2 separate regions of the Homo sapiens genome follow, and region 2 is linked to region 1. The links are chromatin contacts, found by Hi-C in ENCODE. All regions are on one chromosome and are shown on one strand. Each heading gives the region's core, a stretch centred on a gene start or an enhancer-like site at or near the end of the contact. The rest is flanking DNA. Distances are from core to core; before and after follow the strand shown.

Region 1 (5,270 bases), core at 1,037-3,536:
GATGAGAGGAGAAGGAAAGAGAAAAGAAGGAAAGAAAAACAGAAAGACAGAGAGAAGGAAGGAAGGAAAGAAGGAAGGAAGGAAGGACAGGAAGGAGGGAGGGAGGGAAAGGAGGGAGCGGGGAGGAACTGAGGGAGGGGAAGGAAGGAAGGAAGGAAAAAAGAAAGAAAGAAAGATAAAAAGAAAGAAAGAAAGAGAAAGAAAGAAAGAGAGAGAAAGGGAGAGAGAAGGGAAGGGAAGGGAGGGAGGAAGGGAGGAAAAAAGGAAGGAAGGAAGGAAAAGAAAGAAAGAAAAGAAAGAAAGAAAGAAAGAAGAAAGAGGAAGGAAAGGAAAAGAAAGGAGAGGAAGTGAGATATAAAACGAAGGCCAATTAAATAATCTACACTTACTTCTGCTATAATACAGTGCACCTAAGTTTCATAAACTCCGTTAATTACCAAGAGTTCTATTCTCCCTTCACCCCTGGCCAGCACTCTTGTTGGTCTAGATAACTGCTGATAGAGTAGCTCAGAGCATCCTTCCTGAAGGGTCTGAGCCCCTGGTTACTATACCATTGTCCACCGTGATTGTTGTTTTTACTCATTTGTGGTTATCACTAGGCATGGACACACTGTGAGATTCTGCAGTGTTATGGGTTCATTTGCGTCCCTCAAAATTCATATTCAAATAGAATCATCTAAAGTGTTATCTGATAAGACAAGGTCATATTGGAAACAATTAGGCCTCTGATTAAATATGACTGTGTCTATTCACAAGGGAGAAATTCAGAGACAGTATGGATATAATAGAAAAATTATGTCAAACACACTTGGAGATGATAGACTTTGACACGTCAGGGAGAGAGACGTGGAACAGATACTTCCCTCGCAGTCTTCAGATGAAAACAACATTGCCAACACCTTAATTTCAGAAAAGAGGCCTTCAGAACTTTGATAAATAAATTTAAGCCACTTTTTTTCAGTAATTCATCAGGGCAGTGCTAGTAAATTAATATACTCAGTAAATCTCCTGAGCTATAGATATATTCTGCTACACTATATGGCTTGAGGGTAATTATCCCTCACCAAATAGTAACTACTTTCTCTGTCTGCTGCTTTGCTTATATGAAGAGTCCAAAATGACTAGGCGATAAAGATTACTTTTGTTTATGCCAAAGAAATAGAGAAGCAAATACTATACTTTTTATTCACATGAAAACTTTAAAAAACCAAAAATTACCTACAGGATTACAACTGATAGAGTGATTAGCTGTCTTTGGGAATGAGTAAGAGCATATAATTGGGAGAGAATGGAATTAATTTCTATTTCCTAACATAGATGTAATGGGGACACAGATGTATTTACAATATAATACTATATCAAGTTGAAAATTAATAATTTGCATTCTTCTCAAATGAATGGTATACCTAGAAAATGTTTTAAACATGTTAGAACTCCATGATGAATCAGGCATCATCTCAACTCATCTAATTCCTTCATTAAAAAGAAATAGAGAGAGAGAGAGAAGACATGCTGCTTACTGTGCTAGTAACCGGGTTGCGACTAGAGCCACAGCACATGCTGGTTGGCCTGAATCTCAAGCATTTATGCCATAGAGAGTCCTACATTCTCATTCTGGAATCGCCACGCTCACAGACAAGTCAGAATGAATGGTCACTCAGGGCATAGATTACTTGATGCTGTCTAAATCCCAGTGGATTTATCTGCATCCACCTGCTCTCGATCTGCTCTGCCACATGGAACACACTGTGACAAACACCCTCTTCCCAAGTGATGTTCAAAGAACTGAAAGACAGGTGGTGTGGGTTGCACAGAGAGATGCCTGCTAGTCTTGAGTCAGAATTTGGTGGGTGACTAGTCTTGGGCCCAGGCATGGATTCATTTTGTCACTGTAAATATATCAGCATCATGCTTCTCCCCACAGACACTTCCCAGTCTACATACAGCCAAACATGAGGCTGGCCAGAGAGAACTTCCTGAGCCTCCCAGATCAACAGGAACTATCACATGACCAGATGATGGTCAGAACAGGAATGATGCTGATGATGAGATTGCCTTCCTTTTATCTGAAACAAAGTGTCTATGAGTAATTCACAATTAAGAAACAGATTAAACCTTAATCTGTTTAACCTTAAGGAAACAACTACCCTTTGAGAATCACAAACGGACTGGGAAAACAATGTAAACGGAAACAAGGAAAAGTCCTGCTGATTGGTGGAAACTTTGGAGGCCAGGTGTATAAAAGGTCCAGATTGCAAGGGGTCATCAGATTCTGGGAAACTCACCTCTGAACAGAAGCCCACCCTCTACCCCTGACACCATGACCCACTGTTGCTCCCCTTGCTGTCAGCCTACATGCTGCAGGACCACCTGCTGCAGGACCACCTGCTGGAAGCCCACCACTGTGACCACCTGCAGCAGCACACCCTGCTGCCAGCCCTCCTGCTGTGTTTCCAGCTGCTGCCAGCCTTGCTGCCGCCCAACTTGCTGTCAAAACACCTGCTGCCAGCCCACCTGTGTGACCAGCTGCTGCCAGCCTTCCTGCTGCAGCACACCCTGCTGCCAGCCCACCTGCTGTGGGTCCAGCTGTGACCAGAGCAGCTCCTGTGCACCTGTGTACTGCAGAAGAACCTGCTACTACCCCACAACTGTCTGCCTGCCTGGTTGCCTAAACCAGAGCTGTGGCTCCAACTGCTGCCAGCCCTGCTGCCGCCCAGCCTGCTGTGAGACCACTTGCTTCCAGCCCACCTGTGTGTCCAGCTGCTGTCAGCCTTTTTGCTGCTGATCAAGTCCCAAGAGAACCACCATCCTCACACAACAACTTTCTGCTCAACTGACTTATCTTTTGGGGGACTAATTTAATTTGCTGCTGACAGCCACCATGCTCTCACCCAAATTTTTATGAATTCTCTACCTGTTTAAAATCTTGGGAATCTACTTGAGGGAGGGCAGAATACTTCATCCTGATTCTCTTTTTCCTTACACTTTGTGGATCATGTGCCAGCTTCGTGTGTTCTCAATTTTGAGTCATGGTCTCAGCTTTGACTCAAAAGTCAAGAGCTTCATTCTCTGCTTCTAAGGAATTTAGGTTTCTGCAACTGATCAATAATCTTTGCAATCATATTTTTGTTTTCAATATCCTCCTCATGGTTCTTGTATCCTTCTTTCTTCTTTTCATAACTTTGGGTTATGTTTCTGCTACCAGCAGAGATTCTTAGCTATATGTTTCTGAATAAACTCTGAACCATCCTCATCTCATATGGTGTTTTGTTTTATATGAAAGCATTCCTGATATGAGATTTACACACATATCACATACCATAGGTATTATCCAATTTGATTCTCAAAACAGATGGTCGTGTGTTATTACCTCCATTTTTTCAGCTGAGAACAATTTAATGTGTGATGTTATGTAGCTAGTAAAGGGCAGACTCTTGTCCAAGCTGAGGTCCTCTCTTTCTGCCCAAGGACACTTACATTTAACTCTCAATATAGTAGAAATGACATTGGAAGTAAGTATTAGCAAGTCATATACTTGAGTTTTTTTAACAATAGGACAAATAATCTCTTATATTTGCAGATAACGTTTTTGTTTACAAAAAATTCCCAATTTCCCACACCTCAGTGAGAAACAGCTGCGTGATATGGCAGCAGGGACTGCATTTAATGGCTGCCCTGAATGCAGGGAGCTCTTTTTGTCTCAGCCTCTGACCAGCCACTCATTCAATTCATCTACATCAAAAAAAGCTTGGGAATTTATTGTGGACTCATGAGAGAGAGTCTCATCTGAAGAAACTTGTTGTCAATATCATGTAAATAAAATACTTATACAGCCTTCATCTCCTGAATACCTATTGATGAAGTAAATGAAACTAAGTTATTTCTTGTAAAATGCAGACCATACATTTTGCCACATTAAGACAATTTGTCCCCTAATTGTAATGTTATGAGGGAAATTATGTAAGAACAAAGCTGAGAATTGAGAAACTACACAATGGGCATGTAAGACTTGGCACAATCCATAATCTCTGAGCCAAGTAAGGGAATGAAACAGCCTTCTGCATTTTGTGAGGCCAATAGGAAGCATTCAAAGAAATGAAAAACTTGTGTTTCCAGGGAAATCAGAAGAATGTAAGAAAGGAGCAAAGTAGAACTTGTGCATTCATAGAAGTCATAATAGACAGAGGTTAGTGCTTTGGGTCCTGAACCGATGTAAGCTAAGCATTCACCCATGGAAAGATTGATTGATACAGGCTCTGAGAGAAATATAAAAGTTGGGGACCTGGGTCACCTTCTTCGGACCTCCTACCAGCACTGGAGTGCTAGAATTACCTCTGATCAGCTAAAAATGTAGATTTCCATGACAGATGCCAACTTCTGAGACTGTGAATCTAGAATGCTCTGAAGACTTGGCTAAGAGACAACGGCCACTTACTGTGATCATCGTTCAGGGTTGAAGTAAAGGAGATGAAAACTAGGACATTCTCTTTGACTAGCATCATTTATGAAAGATGAATAAGTTCAGCATGTCTACTGTACAGTAATGTGACTATAGTTAATAACACTTTATCATATACCTGAAATTTACCAAGAAGGTAGATCTTAAATGTTCACACCACAAAAATTAAAAGGAAATGGTAGCTTCGTGACCTAATAAACATATTATTCACAAGGAATATATATATCAGAACATCACCTTGTATACCTGAAATAGATACAACTTTTATTTGTCAATTATACCTCAATACAGCTAGGAAAAAAAGTATTTAGTTGATCTAGTTAATTATTACAAAAATATTCCTATCTTCAACATTAAAATTGGTAATTTTCTGAACAAGAAACACTAATATGTTCTGGATTGCCTGCTATAGGATGGGTATTTGCTAAACACTTTGTGTACATTATTATTAACTCTTTAACAAACTTTCAGAATAGGTATTAATATTCCCAGCGTAGAGATAAGAAAATTGAGGCTGAGGGAGTTAACATAATGTCATAGATTAGTTTCTCCCGAAAAGACTTTGAAGAAAAGATTCCAGTGAAACTAGTTTACTGGGAAGTGCAGATCACACCGGTAGGAATTGGGGAAGTGATACAGAAAAGGGTACACTATAAAGTCAGTATCACAGTCACCAACTAAAGCTTAAACTAAAGGGAAAACTATCAGAAATGATGAAAAACACACAGCTAGAATTATCCTACTTCAGGAATGAGGAAGCTAGAGTCTTTATAAATCAGCTCTCCAGAATCATTGGTTGAGTGTTTTTCTC
Region 2 (5,270 bases), core at 1,908-4,407, 110 kb before region 1:
TCTTCTGTTAAGCTTATTTATTGAATTCTTAATTTCAGTTTTTGAGTTTTTTGGTTCTAGAATTTTTACTGAACTTTTTAAAAATAGATTCTACTTCTTTAATAAAATTTACATTTTTAATCTATTATTTCAAACATATTAATTGTAAGTATTCTAAAGTCAGTGTTAGTACCTGTATATAGATCATCCTTGGCTCTGTTTCTATTTTCTTTTTTCTTCTTGATTTTGCTCATTTAGTCATTTTTTTCTGGCATACTTGGTAATTTTTTTAATTGAATGCCAGAAATTCAGGAATTATATATGAAAAACTAGAGGCTGGAGGTGATCTTGTCTTTCAGCTGAAGGAATTTAATTTTTTTCTGAGACCATGGTCTCTCAAATACTGCCTGCATAAGTCAACTCCCAATGCTCATAAACAACTGTTTTCTTAGTTTTGTCTAATTGTCAGAGTCATTCCTACTGAGAGGTTGAATCTTCTATCAGTTACTTTGTCACAACTGGAAGTGGAATTCTGTTTTTTAATTTTTTTAATTATACTTTATGTTCTAGGGTACATGTGCACAACGTGCAAGCTTGTTACATAGGTATACATGTGCCATGTTGGTTTGCTGCACCCATCAACTCATCATTTACATTAGGTATTTCTCCTAATACTATCTCTCCCCCAGCCCCCCACCCCCCAACAGGCCCTGGTGTGTGATGTTCCCCACCCTGTGTGTGATGTTCCCTGCCCTGTGTCCAAGTGTTCTCATTGTTCAATTCCTACCTGTGAGTGTCCTTTACTTTTTCAAGTGACCACTCTTTCCTTCATCGGGATTTTGGACCTTGCACTCTGCTAGTTGTTGTCTTACTTCTCTGGTGATTCCTTTCCAGTCTCCTGTGGTTTCTGTTGCTTTGTTTTCAACTTACAAGTGATGGAGTGTCCCACAGCTCAGGGCATAGATGTCTTATTCTCAGACACTTATTCCCTATGACCAGGAAGCCACATTCAGTCCCACGGCATTCAAAGTCCCATTTCATATGCTGAGACCAACTGGAGGTTCATTTAATTTTCACCTACTTTCTCTGACCCATTAGGAGTTGTGTGCTGTAAGTGGTGTGAAGGAATAATGCCCCTACACAGTCTAAATTATTGTTCGTTCATGTAGTAGAACCTATGGAAGTTAAAGATTCATGATTCAATACCACTACATTATTTACTGGACCTTTAACTCCTAGAATATGTATTTAGTACAGAACTTTCTAAATGTTTCTCCTGCTTTTACTAGCTTGAATTGACATAAAATTTATTTTCACCATTTTCCCCCTAGGATGGAGTTTATAGGCCATATTCTGGGTTTAACTAAGAACCAAACTATTCCGTTAGTTGGTTTCTTCTAAGTCCCCATATTTCTCTATGAAAATTCATTTTTGTAGAATTTATTGACCAAGACCATGTGCCCCAAGACCATGCTATTAAATACACACCACAGAAAAGTCATTAAGGTAGGAAAAATACTAAAATTTGAGTATTTTACATTTTCTGCAATTCCCCAACTTCTCAGAAGATTGATTTTCCCTAAAGGTAATTATTTTGTTGTTAATGGATGGAGATGAAATTAAAGCAGCTGAGAGTGTGATAAATTGAATTACACGAGAGATGGATAAACCTTAAAGAGTAGCCTCTGGTTTTACAAGAATGGGATAAAAGAGATAAGGGCAGAACAAGATGACAGGATCGGGGGCCATGGGTGGAGGAGGGAAACGGAAAAATAAAGCAAATAAGAGAGGAGTGAGATTGTAGGGAAAGATACACTTTCAAAAATATTTAAGAAAATTTAGCTGTGGGATATAACCCTTCTCCATATTCATAAAAAAACTTAACTTAAAATCTTTATTTTTTTCAATACTTTTGGAAACATCCATGTATTGCCTTTTTTTTAGGTCATTACATGTTGCAATTTTCTTGAAGGTGAGAGCAAGAATAGGATTCGTTCAGTTGTGTTTTGGGTGGAATTTCTCAGGAACTAAGGACAATCATTACAAAGCAACACAAAAAGAACATTGTATTTCTATGCGACAAAAGTGGAGTTTTATTCAGAAGCAGCAAAAATAAGATACAGAAACATTGCTGTAAAAGGAAATACAGGGTGAAACAATCAGACTTTCAAATCTGAGAGTGAGACAACCTTGCCCCGAGTTACCCTGCAAGAATTTCCATGTTTGGGACAGAAGAACTTGGTATCCATAAATACAAATATAAGGTATAAAATTTGGTAAATTCTATTAATTTCTTTCTGTAAATAATATCTAATTTCACACTTGGGTCAACATGGGGAACATATATTCTAGATGTATAGCCAGGACATATATCCTAGATATATGTCCAGGATATGGAAACACAGTTGGTGGGAATGGCCTCTTCTGAGTTGTTTATGAGATGCACAAGGTCTGCTTCTGTGAGGAGTGAGCTGAAGGGGAGGAGATAGTTTCAGGCAAGGAGCTCAGCAGCAAGAGGAGGCACAGCACAAGGGACGGGGGCAGGTGGAAATGACACAGGTTGGGCGATAGCAAGTGGTGTGGCAGGAGACTCGGCCACAGACTGGACGCAGGCAGCAGCAGGGGCGGCAGCAGCACGGGCGGCAGCAGCTGGATTCACAGCAAGAGGGGCGGCAGCAGCTGGAGATGCAGCAGCTGGGACGGCAGCAGGTTGGCTGGCAGCACACAGACTGGCAGCACTGGGACCTGCAGCACCTGGACACACAGCAGCTGGGGCGACAGCAGCTGGAGATGCTGCAGCTGGGACGGCAGCAAGTGGGCTGGCAGCACACAGACTGGCAGCACTGGGGTCTGCAGCAGCTGGATACACAGCAGCTAGGGCGGCAGCAGGTGGTCCTGCAGCAGGTGGTCTGACAGCAGCTGGGACAGCAGCTGGGACGGCAGCAGGTGGGCTGGCAGCACACAGACTGGCAGCACTGGGGTCTGCAGCAGCTGGACACACAGCAGCTGGGGCGGCAGCAGGTGGTCCTGCAGCAGGTGGTCTGACAGCAGCTGGGGCGGCAGCAGGTCTCCAGGCCACAGCCCTGGTCAGAGCAGACGGAACCACAACAGGAGCTGACCATGGTGTCAGAGGGTAAAGGTTCTGGGTGGGTTTCCAAGAGAGTGAGTTTCGTGAGTTTGGGAGTCTCCTTGCTGCATGTCCCCTTTTATACCCAGCTGAGGAGCCTTTGTGATTATGAGAAGATTGTTTCCTTGTTTTTGTTTATATGACACAAATGCAATTACTAAATTATATTGTGTTTTTCTAGTAAAAAATCCCAATATATAGAAAATGATTATTTCCCTTTTCTCACCCTGGTGTTCCCACATGAGTCACCTCTTGTTTTCCTTTCCTTGGTTTCAGTGTCACATGACTTCAGTCTCTGGGTATCATGTGACATGGGAGGGCCACTGTCACTTGTCTGTTTCTCATCATGATATCGTTTTGGGAGAGCTTCTGATTGGGCTAAGATCTCTAGTGGAGAAATGCATGTGTCAATCAGCTGGAATGCTGACAGGAAAAAAAGAAAATATGCTCCTGTTTTTGAGTGTGAGAAATAAGGAAGCTTATGATTCATTGTATGTATTCTGGGTGGCCATTGAGCTAACTAAATTCCTAGGTCATTGCAAGCTGTGTTAATTCTCATCACTCTGGTGCACCTTGAAACAGTTAGTAGTGACTCACTGTTTCTAAGGAACAAAGCATCATCTGGGCTTGAGCTGCGTCTGTCTTCAAAAGTGTCCTACAGGCTGAAGTAGAGTAATGTGGATCATAGTTTTTGATCTGCCTTTTGAAATATCAAATGTGTAATGGTTATGCTTTATTGACATTTTGTTAAAATCTTTTTCATACATTTTGAGCTAAAACATCTAGCAGGGTTTTTTTTTAGTATCACTTATTTCTAAGATTTTTTAAGAAGCATTGAGAGGAATATAAAAGATATATTCTTTAACTTACAGGTACTTATGTAACTGTGGACCTCAATTTTAAAAATCACCCACTTTCTCTTCCTTTCCTCCCCTCTCACCTCTTCATTCCTTCCCTCTGCACACTCCCTTCTGGCAATACTATCTAATATCTTATCTAATTATATTCTTGCTTAAGAAATTCCAGAGGCTAATCTTGAAACAAACCAGGCACAGAGCCCTGAGGAATCCTCTCACTTAGGGGGAATCTTGAACAATTAATCCACCACCATTGGGCTGAAGTCAAAATAATGCCTCCCAAACCTCTGGACACCCAAGATAGCCATTGGAACAAGACATGCAGACTCAGCACCCTGCACCACCCCTGCATGTCTCCCATGCCAAGTTTCCCTTTCAAAACCCTATGGCAAATTTTAAAATTTAAGATGGCACTTTAGAATGCTAGTTCACTAGCTAAAGGATGTCAGTGAGATATATCTTGGGGTGAAATGTTTTTATTTCCTTCACTTAGCATTCTTCTAGTTATTCATTACCAGTTAGTTCAAATGCCATTTTTCTCCAATATCTTTCTTGGCCTCACACAAAGCAAGGTTATCCTCTGGTTTACTGGCTCTCCAACTAGAACTAACTTTCCTTTCACCAGCCCTTGCCTCTTATGTGTTGGCTTTCCAGCAGCAAGCAGCTGAACCTGGGTCCAGTTACATTTACACAGAAATTGCATTCATAACAAGTTTTTATTTTATTTATTTATGTATTTATTTTTTGAGATGGAGTTTCACTCTTATTGCCCAGGCTGGAGTGCAGTGGCACCATCTCAGCTCACTGCAACCTCTGCTTTCCAGGTTCAAGTAATTCTTCCGCCTCAGCCTCCCAAGTAGCTGGGATTACAGCCATGTGTCACCACGCCCGTCTAATTTTGTATTTTTAGTAGAGATGGGGTTTCACCATGTTGTCCAGGCTGATTTCAAACTCCTGACCTCAGGTGATCCACCCACCTTGGCCTCCCAAAGTGCTGGGATTATAGGAGAGAGCCACTGTGCCCGGCCCATAAAGAGTTTTTAAATAAAATCCTCACATGATCATGGTTCTAAATAAAGGGTCTTCTTTAGTGCCGTGGACATTCAGGGAAAAGCAATTATTCAAGGAAAGAACAAATTACCTTCACAATATTTTCTCTTCCTGGGAATGAAGGGATGTCTCTTGTGAACTTATGTGGGGCCTGAGGAACCTGGAGATCTCTGCCCTAGTGGAGTTTGTATTCTAGAAGGAGCTGATAGACACATGAATTTCCAATGGAGAATGAGATGATAGAGCCCATGTGTAAA

The links. A loop is a pair of places that touch in the nucleus more often than their neighbours do.
Region 2: a map of sciatic nerve shows a loop between it and region 1 (5-fold over the local background). The contact joins the promoter of KRTAP4-6 here to the promoter of KRTAP9-4 in region 1. A Hi-C loop is called at or near these places in 1 of 168 maps with a recorded cell type or tissue (sciatic nerve).

What each region holds. Positions count from the first base shown.
Region 1 is chr17:41,247,401-41,252,670 of GRCh38, forward strand. KRTAP9-4 (keratin associated protein 9-4) reads left to right here and starts at 2,287. Exons shown (of 1, transcript NM_033191.3): 1 at 2,287-3,253. The coding sequence starts at 2,321. The coding sequence ends at 2,785. RefSeq lists an enhancer at 2,014-2,568.
Region 2 is chr17:41,137,387-41,142,656 of GRCh38, forward strand. It overlaps KRTAP4-6 (keratin associated protein 4-6), which reads right to left and starts at 3,158. Exons shown (of 1, transcript NM_030976.2): 1 at 2,047-3,158. The coding sequence starts at 3,101. The coding sequence ends at 2,484. RefSeq lists an enhancer at 2,290-2,802.